2 separate regions of the Mus musculus genome follow, and region 1 is linked to region 2. Evidence: chromatin loops called from intact Hi-C (ENCODE). Cell type or tissue: gastrocnemius. All regions are shown on one strand.

The links. Hi-C counts contacts between places; a loop is a spot of excess contacts. Peaks named below come from ENCODE experiments on the same cell type or tissue, not always from the same donor. Only the 100,000 strongest peaks of a DNase experiment are listed, where the experiment ranks them.
Region 1: a loop joins it to region 2, with 2.2 times the contacts of the local background. A loop is called at or near these places in 3 of 42 quality-filtered maps.

What each region holds. Positions count from the first base shown.
Region 1 is chr2:38,284,456-38,289,455 of GRCm38, reverse strand. It overlaps Dennd1a (DENN/MADD domain containing 1A), which reads left to right and starts at 2,072. Exons shown (of 23, transcript NM_001362973.1): 1 at 2,072-2,343. The coding sequence starts at 2,327. In gastrocnemius, a CTCF peak has its summit at 2,272; DNase peaks (open chromatin) are centred at 2,114 and 2,411; H3K4me3 peaks cover 2,065 bases; H3K27ac peaks cover 2,262 bases.
Region 2 is chr2:38,195,096-38,200,095 of GRCm38, reverse strand. The region is part of intron 2 of Dennd1a (DENN/MADD domain containing 1A); the gene reads left to right. Among named protein-coding and RNA genes, the nearest start is that of Dennd1a, 90 kb to the left of the region's middle. In gastrocnemius, no CTCF peak of the experiment used is centred here; no DNase peak of the experiment used is centred here; H3K4me3 peaks cover 250 bases.

The DNA.
Region 1 (5,000 bases), 89 kb before region 2:
CCTTTTTGCCAGTGGAAGGAAAATTTCCAGGACCACCATGAGGATTGGCATGAGCCAGGCCTGGGGAATACTATGCCTAATTCATAGAGGGCATGCACTTGTGCCTTCACTAAATGGATCTGTCATTATTGCTTCTGTTGTGGCCTCCAGGCCTAGAAGACATGAAACTGCAGTTCATGAAAGTGAGTCTCTCTGGGGCCTGGCAGGGACAGGTAGCAGGTTGATATTCCTGGCTCTCAAATATTTTCTTTTTTTGTTAATTTCTGCCAGGGACTGTTGTGATCAGAGTACTGGAGTCCTCATAATGACCAATAAAGGAAGGAGGGGCCCTTGCTGAGCCACCCTTCAGTACCTCTATTAGTCCTGCTTTCCTTGTGATGAAATATCTGATTAAAGTAAGTGAAGCAAGCCAAGGGCAGGTGTGGTGGTGCATGCCTTTCAGGCCAGCAGCACTCAAGAAATAGAGGCAGGCATGTCTCTGTGTTTGTCTGAGCCAACCTAGGCTGGGTAACTGGATAGTGTCGCAAAAACAAAACAAAACAAACAAAACAAAAACAAAAACAAAAAACCCCCCAACTCAACCCAACCCAACCCAACCAAACAAAACCAAAAACCCCCAAACAAACACAAAAACATCCCAAAATAAAAAACAATGTAGGGTTTAATTTGGCTCACAGTTTGAGGGTACAGTACAGTTTAACATGGTAGAAGGAGAAGACATGGCAGCAGAAAAGTGAGGCTGCTAGTCACAATGACTGAATCCAGTCAGAAAGCACAGAGAGAGATGAATGCTGCCTTCCCCGTTCATTTAAGCCAGCCCATGGAAGAGGCCACCCTCCTGAATTAAACTAATCTGGAAACTCCCTCAGATATTTCCAGAATTTTCTCACCTAGGTGATTGGTTATAGAATCTGGTCCTCACAGCAAAATAGCCACCATCTTCACATCAGCTGTGCCTGCTTGCAGAAGGTCATCAGGAGCAGGCCTGTTGGCTGTTAACAGTTTCTCAGAGGGGACTCCACCCGGTTCTCCCAGCCATTTGTATGCAATCTACTCTAATTGCACATTCCTCTGGGCCCAGGGAGGTGCTGTAGTACACAGATTGTAGTAGTTTATAGGAGGTTAACTAAAGAAAACTGTATATATGTCTACAGGAAGCTTTCGGTCATAGAAGGGTAGGTTTTTGTTTTTGTTTTTCAAGACAGGGTTTCACTGTGTAGCCCTGGCTCTCTTGGAACTAGTTCTGTAGACCAGGCTGGCCTCAAATTCACAGAGATCCACTAGCCTCCCCTACTCAAATGCTGGGATTAAAGAGTCTTGGGGGGAGGGGGGCGGGAACACGGACAACGACGACGATGATGGTGTGCACTTTCCAGTGCAGCTGCTTTGGAGTCACCCACACTCCTGTAAGCAACCCCCACTCATGCTTTCTAAGAAAGTCCAATAAAGTCATTGGTTCCACAGGTTAAACATTTGGACTAACTCACCCTCAGCACCTGGCATGCAGTTCTATGATACCCCATTTCCTGGGATGGGCCGGCTTTTCTCCCAAGCTCCTACTTATGGAGGTATTAAAAAAACAAAACCAAAAACAAAACCAAAAAAACAAACAAAAAAACCAACTCTTTAAAGCTAAACATCCATGGTCTGTGAACTTCAGTTTTCAAATTCGGGAAACCAGAACCCTGAAGCCTGACTCAGTGAAACTGGAGTCATTGTGAGTTCCTGAGAGGGGAGGACAACTGTTTCCTCCAATTCAGACACCCCCCTCCCCGAATTTTAGCCTGTCAAAAATTCTCCACTTGAGGAGTGGACGAAGGCTTCTTTAGTGGCCTCTGGGGACACGATGGAAGTTCCTTCAGGTCGCTTTGGGTGGATTCTGATGAAAAGCAGTGGGACAAAGGTCCCTAGGTCTCTTCTCAGAGAAGCCACAGACCTTTCGGGTAGACCACTGTCCTGCTGCGCGCTTCCCGCCCCCCGGGGCCACCCTCACGCGAGTGGACTACACTTCCCAGCAGCCCCCGCGGTCAGCGGCGCGGGCGGGAGGGGGCGGCGGTGTGAGAGACGGAGGGGGCGGCGCGCGCCGGGTACGCGCGCGGGCGACCATGGCGCTCGCCCGGCTGGAGCGAGTACTTTAACCCCGGGAGGCGACAGCAGCTGCGGCGGCCGGGGAGCGAGCCTCGAGCGGGCGGGCCCCTGCCTGAGGGAAGGGAGGAAGGGGCGGGGAGAGCTCCTGAGGGAGGCCTGTCGGCCGCGGGCGGGCGGGCAGTGCAGTGCAGCGCAGCACCGAGCGGGGCCCGCGGGTCCATGAGGAGGCCCCGGGACCATGGGCTCCAGGATCAAGTGAGTGCGGCCGGGCGGAGCCGGGCGCGGGGGAGGCGAGGCTGGGCTAGAGCTGCAGGCCGTGGGCCGCGCTTGGGGGACTTGTTGCCCAGACCGGAGGGGCGCCCCGCGTGGAGGCGTCAAGCGGGGAGGGGGACGGTTGCCATGGTGATGCGGGAAGGCTCGGGGACGGGGTGCGTGTGGGGTGGAGGGGCGCGGATGATCAGATGCCCCCTCCTCACCTGAGGGCGGGAACTGCTGACGCGGTGGCTCCCTAGGCGGGATGTACAGAGCCCCAGAAAACTGTCAGACTGCTGCTGGGAGAGGGGAGGTCTCCGGAAGCAAGTCTTCATAAGGGTGTGTTTGGGGGCGACCCCGAGAGTTGGCAGGTCCTGAGAGGTTGCAGCCTGTCTGCGTGAGGCCTGTAATCATTCCAGAAGTGGTGTGAGGTTCTTAGAGGGAGGGGGCTTCTGGGACATTTAAGGCCTGGATGGCCTGCCTGCACAGGAAGGCGCTTTGCCTTTGCTGACTCTTCCTCTTATCTGAGTCTGCACACAAGCCAGGGCCAAAGGCTATGAAGGAAGACACCTTTAGCTGTCACTGAGCACCTGATTTTGAAAAGGTTTTGCAATCCAGTCAGGCACATTCCCTTACTCCTTCTTCATTTGCTTGGAGCCCCTGGTTGAGGCTTCGTTTTCTCGTGAAAATGCTGATACTTGTAACTTAAGTACCCACCGAAACATTAGAAGTTGTCTTTGGGAATTACAACTTTTCTGTGGTCCAATTTGGGTGTTGTTGCCTTGGTCTCTATCTCCCCTCCCAGCTAAGACCAATTCTGGCCACTCCCTTCCTCAGCCCTAGGACTCAGATGCTTACTCTCTTTCTCTCTCTCTCTCTAATCATTAGCAAATGCTCACTTTTTCTCTATGACTAATAGAATTGCTTAAGGACATTGAAAAACAAAGTTGACAGCATAGGCTTTTCTGGAAAACAGCATTCATAAGACACCATAAACCCTCTTATAGGAAAGTCCGTGGAATGTGATTATTTCAGCATTTTGAGAATTGTACTAGGGAAGTTTGAAAGAGGAAGGGCCTCAAGGGCAAAAAATCTAATAATTATTCAAACATTGCATCGCATGTCCAAGTGATGCACATGCAGTGTGACCCTTGCCCAGCTGTTCAGTCTCTTCAGCGGTTAGAGTTCTCATTTACAAAAGGTGTCTTGTAAGTTTTGCAGAAATCCTGTGACACCTGCTGAATGACATTAGAAAAGTTTGCTCATGAAAATGGATGTGGAAGCATAAGAAGACCTTTATTTTATTTTTATAGAAAAGGGAGAAGGTTAGAATATAACACAAGAGTTTGAGAATCTGGGGAGGTAAAGTGATTTAGTTTGTGAACTATTGGGGTTAAAAAAGGAGTTCCAGGCTAAATTCCCCCCTTCAGGTAAGAGTTGTGAACTTGGACTTTCAACAGCATGTAGAAACACTTTCTGGAAGTCACCTCAGAGTTGCAGAGAAAGCACTAGGATGTGTCTTAACTTTCTTGTTCCAGAGAAGTTCAGAGACTTGTTGGACTGGAGGCATCAAGTATTCGAGTGAACATTAAAATAGAACAAGTTCAGATTATGTGTTCTCACTCTTGACAGTAGCAGGTTGACAAGTTTGTTTTGTAAGTGTGTTTGGTGGAATGCATCACTGTACTATCTGAGCACTTGAGTAAGGGAATTTACCAAAGCATGAAATTGCATTAAGTGTGAAATTAGTATGAAGAATGGCCTTATTAATCTTCAAACTAGACTGCTCAGTGGTTAAAAGAAAAAAAAGAAAAAGGTCTGGGAAATATGTTAGCCTGTGGTGAGATTGAAAGAGAATATGAAAATAGGAGTTATGAAAATTAGTTGTGACTATAGCAAGTGTTAATTGTGCAGTTTCTGTTCATAGCTAGGAGTATGGATGGACAGGAGATAAGGGGATAATCAATTTAGGTACCGCCCTTGTCGTTGGAGAAAACAGCTTTGGTTGCTACTGGCCATTCTGTCAGGCAGAACAGAAGGTGGTCAGGGTATTTATTTGGCTGAAGTGAAAGCTAAGTGTGCAGGCCCCTTTGAGTAAGTAGGTAGTAGGTTGTTGGGGGGCAGACTGAGCATTCTCTAGACCTTTCTTTCTTTTGCTTATCTCTGATGTCTTGTGCCATTATAAGGGCAATGTAGATCAGATCTGGGTTCAAATTCCAGCTCTTTCTCATGCTATGTGTTTTTTGTTTGTTTGTTTGTTTGTTTTTTGTTTGTTTGTTTTTTCTGAGACAGGGTTTCTCTGTATAGCCCTGGCTGTCCTGGAACTCACTTTGTAGATCAGGTTGGCCTCTAACACAGAAATCTGCCTGCCTCTGCCTCCCAAGTGCTGGGATTAAAGTATGCCACCACCGCCTGGCTCTCATGATATGAAACAGTGTATCCAAACAGTGAATCTGGATTTTCCTAAAGTAGAAGGGGCCTGAAGGATTGTTATGAGCAGTTAACACAGGATCATTGTGATTGCCAGGCCCATATTAGGAACTTAGTGTTTTACACCTTCTTGTCAAATGATTAAAGAATATCTGATGTATTTTATGCCAGAAATGTCAGAGAAAGGCACGCACGTTTCAGGTAACAGAGAACAAGGTTTTAAGGGCCAA
Region 2 (5,000 bases):
ACATAAGTACTCCTACTCTATTTGTAATATAGTATTAGGATTTCCTTAAAAGGCTATCTCTGCTTAAAAATTTTGTTACTTGCAATAGTATTTTATTGTTTTCTCAATCTTGAACAGTATATGATATTAAGCCATTTAAAACATTTTGTAATATAAAATATTAAAAACTTAGACTTAAATTATAATGCGTTTTACCTCTGACTTCTTAGATATATTTCTTGTGGTATTTTAATGAATATTATCTTTCCTTTCTCCTCCTCCTTCTCTTTCAGAAGCTACTAGGCCTTTTTTAAAAACCATACCTTTTCTTTTCCTAGTTATTTTGAAAAAAACCAAACAAACCGTATATGCTTGTTTTTTCTGTATAGGTTACTAAAATCCAGTAAATAAAACACCCTTACTCATGAATTTTATATGAACCTTGCTCTACTGTTAACCTGCATATATTTTAGACTTGTTAATTTGTCTTAGGTGTCTTGTAGAATTGTACAATTGACACATGAGTGCTTATGAACATAGGACCTTGGACAAAGATGGACAGATAGTACAAACTTTTATATAATTGTCATTAAATTTCAGGTTCAGGAAAAAACCAAAAAACAGTGTTGTACTTGAAACAACATAACTGTTTGGAAATCTAGTGAGAAGTAATAATAAGTACTGAACAGCTACTGTGTGTCAGGCAGCCGGCTGGCCACTTCACACAGTCTTTTAACCCTCAGTATTCTATGAAGTACATTCTGTCTACCTGTCTAACTGGTGAAGGTTCAGAAGATTTCTCTTAACCGCACTAGGCTTGGTAGCTGAAGTTCTTTCCCATTTTATTTCTTTTTGTTGTTGTTGTTTTTTAGAAGGGTGTCTCATTTGTGACCCAGGCTAGTCTGGAACTCTGTAGCCCAGTTTGTCTCAGCCTAATGCTGTGACCCTTTGATACAGTTCCTCATGTTGCAGTGATCCTCAACCATAATTATTTTTGTTGCTTCTTTATAACTATAATTTTGCTACTGTTACAAATCATAATGTAACTATTTGATGTTCAGGATATCTGATATGTGACCTCTCTGAAATAATTGTTTGACCCCCAAGGGGGTCATGACCCATAGGTTGATAACTGCTGCTCTAGACCAAGGTGGCTTCAGACTTGCAATGATACCCTTTCTCAGTCTTCTGAATGCCTACATTCTTGGTGTGTTGCCATGTTTATATTTTACATTCATAGAAGCTCTGAGACATTTAAAGGCAGAATATATTTGATGGGAAGTTAATTATTCTATTTTATTGCCCTACACCTCACCTACTCCCTACTCCCTGCCACTATAATGAGTGAAGTGTCATGGAGGATTTTTTTTAATAGAAAGATTATTAGATTCCACCTCCCTTCTTTTGTTTAAATTAAGATGAAAGTTCAAAGATATCCAAGAAAAAGAATGAGAGCAATAAGTAGTTTGTGATTTTTGACTTTGTTTAGATGCAACACAAGTAAGATCATATTTGTCTTACAATGCCTGGCATATTACATATAGTGTAGTAACTTCAAGGTTCACCCAGTATCTTAGGGTTTCTATTGCTGTCTGAAGAGATACCACACTAAAGCAAAAAAAAAAATTGTGTGAAAAACAAACATGTATTTGAGGCTGACTTACAATTACAGAGTCCATTATTGTAAGGCTGGAAGCATAGCAGCCTGCAGGCAGACATGGTGCTAGAGAAGGAGCGGAGAGTTCTACATTCAGATTGGCAGGCAGGAAGGGAGAGAGACTCCAGGCTTTGTTTGATTTTCTGAGCCTCAAAGCCCTCTTCCAACTTGTCCTCCAACAAAGACCACACCCACTCTAGTAAGACCACACCTCCTATAATGCCACTCCCTGTGAGCCTATGGGGCCATTTCCATTCAAACCACCACACCCATTTTTATATGTCAGAATCCCTCTGCCCTTTAAAAAAGAAAAAATAAAAATAAAAAGAGCAGTATTTCATTGTATATATAATACCAGGGAAATTGGGGTACTCTCTTGAGATTCTTAGTGCGATTAAAACAATTTAAGGAAGGATGCAAACAGAAGCTCAAGGAAAAATTATTAAGAGTTTAAAAAAAAACACACACACAGGGCAGGACAGCTGTGAATCTCTTCAGTTAGCTGGAGGAGGAGAATGAATGAGAGAAAGAAAAGCCATGTCATTTAAGCCAGTATAGAGGTCAGATCCATGGAACACAAGCAGCTACATGGCAGGGAGGGGAGCTTTAGAGTATACTTAGGTTTTCATCAGCATCCAAAAGAAAGACAGAAAAATTTAAAAGTTGTGCTTTTCTGACTCCGGGTTCAAAAGGTGAGCAGACCCTCATAGTGACTCCTAAGGACAGTACTGGTGGGGTGGGAATTTTGGGAAGGAAAAGTACACTATCATTAAAGAAGAATATTTTTGCCTCTTTCTTCAGTGAGAAAGTGAGCTCATCTCCCTGGGGTGATTGATCCCATGGCCAGGTGATTTGATTAACTGGGTTTAACTGGAGCGTCAGATCTCTACATAGGCCAGAGATTCTTTTTTTTTTTAAGCAGAAATTTCCCTTCCTTTATATCTCTAGCATATAAAATCCATATTTTAAGATCCATTTCTCCCTCAGTGGGCACTTCATTTGTTTCTTGTGAATAGCTGTGACGAACTTGGGCGTGCAGGCTAACCTCCCTTCCACCCTCTCGGTCTTTGACATGCTGGTCTTAGACTTGTGAAGATCTTCTTGTCTCAGCCTCTCAAACACTGGGATTGTTAAGTGTGCACTACCATGCCTGGCTGCAAACATCTTTTGAAGATTCCTTTGGCTATATATCCCAGTGTGGGATTACTAGATCATATGATAGCAACTTTGTTTTTCTGAGGAACATTTGTGTTGTTTTCTAAAATGGCGTCCTAATTTGCAGTATACCAACAGCTTGCCAGGGTTCTCTTTTCAGCCATTAACTTTGAGTTTGTGTTGAATTTGTGTGTTGTGGGGGTGGTGAGGGTGCTTGGCCTTTCAAAGATGCCTTCAAGGTGCAGCAGATGCCCTCTTCCCATCACTGTGCTTGTGGAATCAGAGCTTTCTTTTATCATTTTGTTGCCACATGTATATGTGGAAAATCAGTTGCATTGTAAAAATTCTTACTTCCTGGAAACTAGAAATGCATCCAGCAGTGTCCCTGCCCTGACACTTCCTTTTCGTTATTTCTAAATGGTAGCGCCGTTCCCCGGGCATTCCAGGCATTCATCTGGCTAGGATTCCTGTTTCACATTTTCTGTTTGCTGCGTTTTCTCCTGTCTTATTTTACTTCTTTGTCCTGATTAGTTCACAGAGTATAATGGCAGGGACATTTGCGCTTTTTTTCTCCAGTTATTCTAGAGGGAGAGTGAGCCAGTGATAAGAGCTGTTTATATCCTAAGCAGTTGATTTGTAATTAATGTTGCCTGGGCTCTCGCATGTTGGCAGAATTGGTAACAGCTTGTAGTATTTGTATTTTTTTTAAAAATTCTTTTCTTTTTGGTATTTTGACAATGTCATTCATATCTCATGAAAAAATACCTCAGACTTAAAGGTTAAGTGTGCTAAAACATGGATGGACAAGGAAGGAAGGAGACCCGGTGCTGCCTAGAGACCTTGATCTTTTGCCAAAGTATTTAAACAATTTAGTGTTTTGGTTTCCTAGCTCCAAGCTGCTTCTCAAATCCCTGGCTAATTAATCCAGTTAATGCTTTGTAGACTTGCTATATGCAGTGCTTTGGCTTGCTGCTCTATCACTGAGGAGTCCGTTTTGTTTTACTGAGTAAACCCAAGCAAGCAGGTCTAAACTTCTTTGGGTGCAGTGCTGCCCAGGAGGCTTGTGGATGCATGCAATTTTAAGCCTTCATATGTGTGGCTCTATGTACAAATATGGATATTCCTTACAATTTATAGTCTTTAGGTTCAGAATTTAAAGGTTAAAGAAATGGTGTAAAATAAAAATTACAAATAGAAAATAGGTATTTTGCATGGGACCAAAAGACCCAATCCATAGACTGAATGGCCTATCTACTACTTACTGTGTGATTTGTGTAAAATCTTCTAAACCTTAACTTTTCTAAGTCTTAGTTTTCATATGTATGAAATGGGGAAAGTAGTTCTATCTTATGGTTTGTGTGGATAGAGAAAATTTAAACGCAAGTGCTCAGTGCAGGCTAAAACTTAGCAAATGACAAATGCGTTGTAAGTCTGTGGAGATCTGCATGTGTTCAATACTTTGGTTTCTTTTGGTGTTTGCTAAATTTTGGAGTAGATAATGCCTTTATCTTTTTTTTTTCCCCTTGGTAAAGGAACTTTAAATATCTCAATTTGCGTTAAGGGTATAAAAATTAAGTGCTTATTCTATAACAGTAGTGATAAAACACAAATAGATGCATTTGGTTTGAATATTGGTTTTAGAATCATGGTTATGAGTTGTCAATAATAATGATCTTTTTTAAGACTGAAGGGTAAATTGTGTTTGTGTGTGAGCACATGTGTACCACTACCATGTGGAGGTCAGGGGATAAGTTGTCAGCTTCCCTTCTCTTTCTCACCATGTGGATTCCTGGATCTAACTGAAGTTTCCAGCCTTGGTAGCAGGCACCTCTGCCCTTTGGGACAACTCATAGGCCCTATTTGTTTTTAATTTGTGTTTTGTTTTTCCCTCTAGTTAAATAGTTAAACTCAATCTCAGACTATTTAATGCAAATGAAACTGATAATATTCCCTGCTAACTCCTTTCTGAAAGCATCTTTTATTGTTACAGATAGCGGGGAGTGATCTGGGGAGTAACAAAGCAGCCTGAGGATTCTTTTCAGAGACTTCTTTTTTGGCAAAGCCAGGATTCTTGACTGCCACAGAAAGGAATTGCAGGAGGAGTCAGTATGAAGTAGAATTGGAGTTTATTAAGATGAGATTTTAGGAACTGTTGAGATAGCAGGTAAAATGCTTGTTATGCAAGCCCAGTGACCTGAGTTTGCTTCGC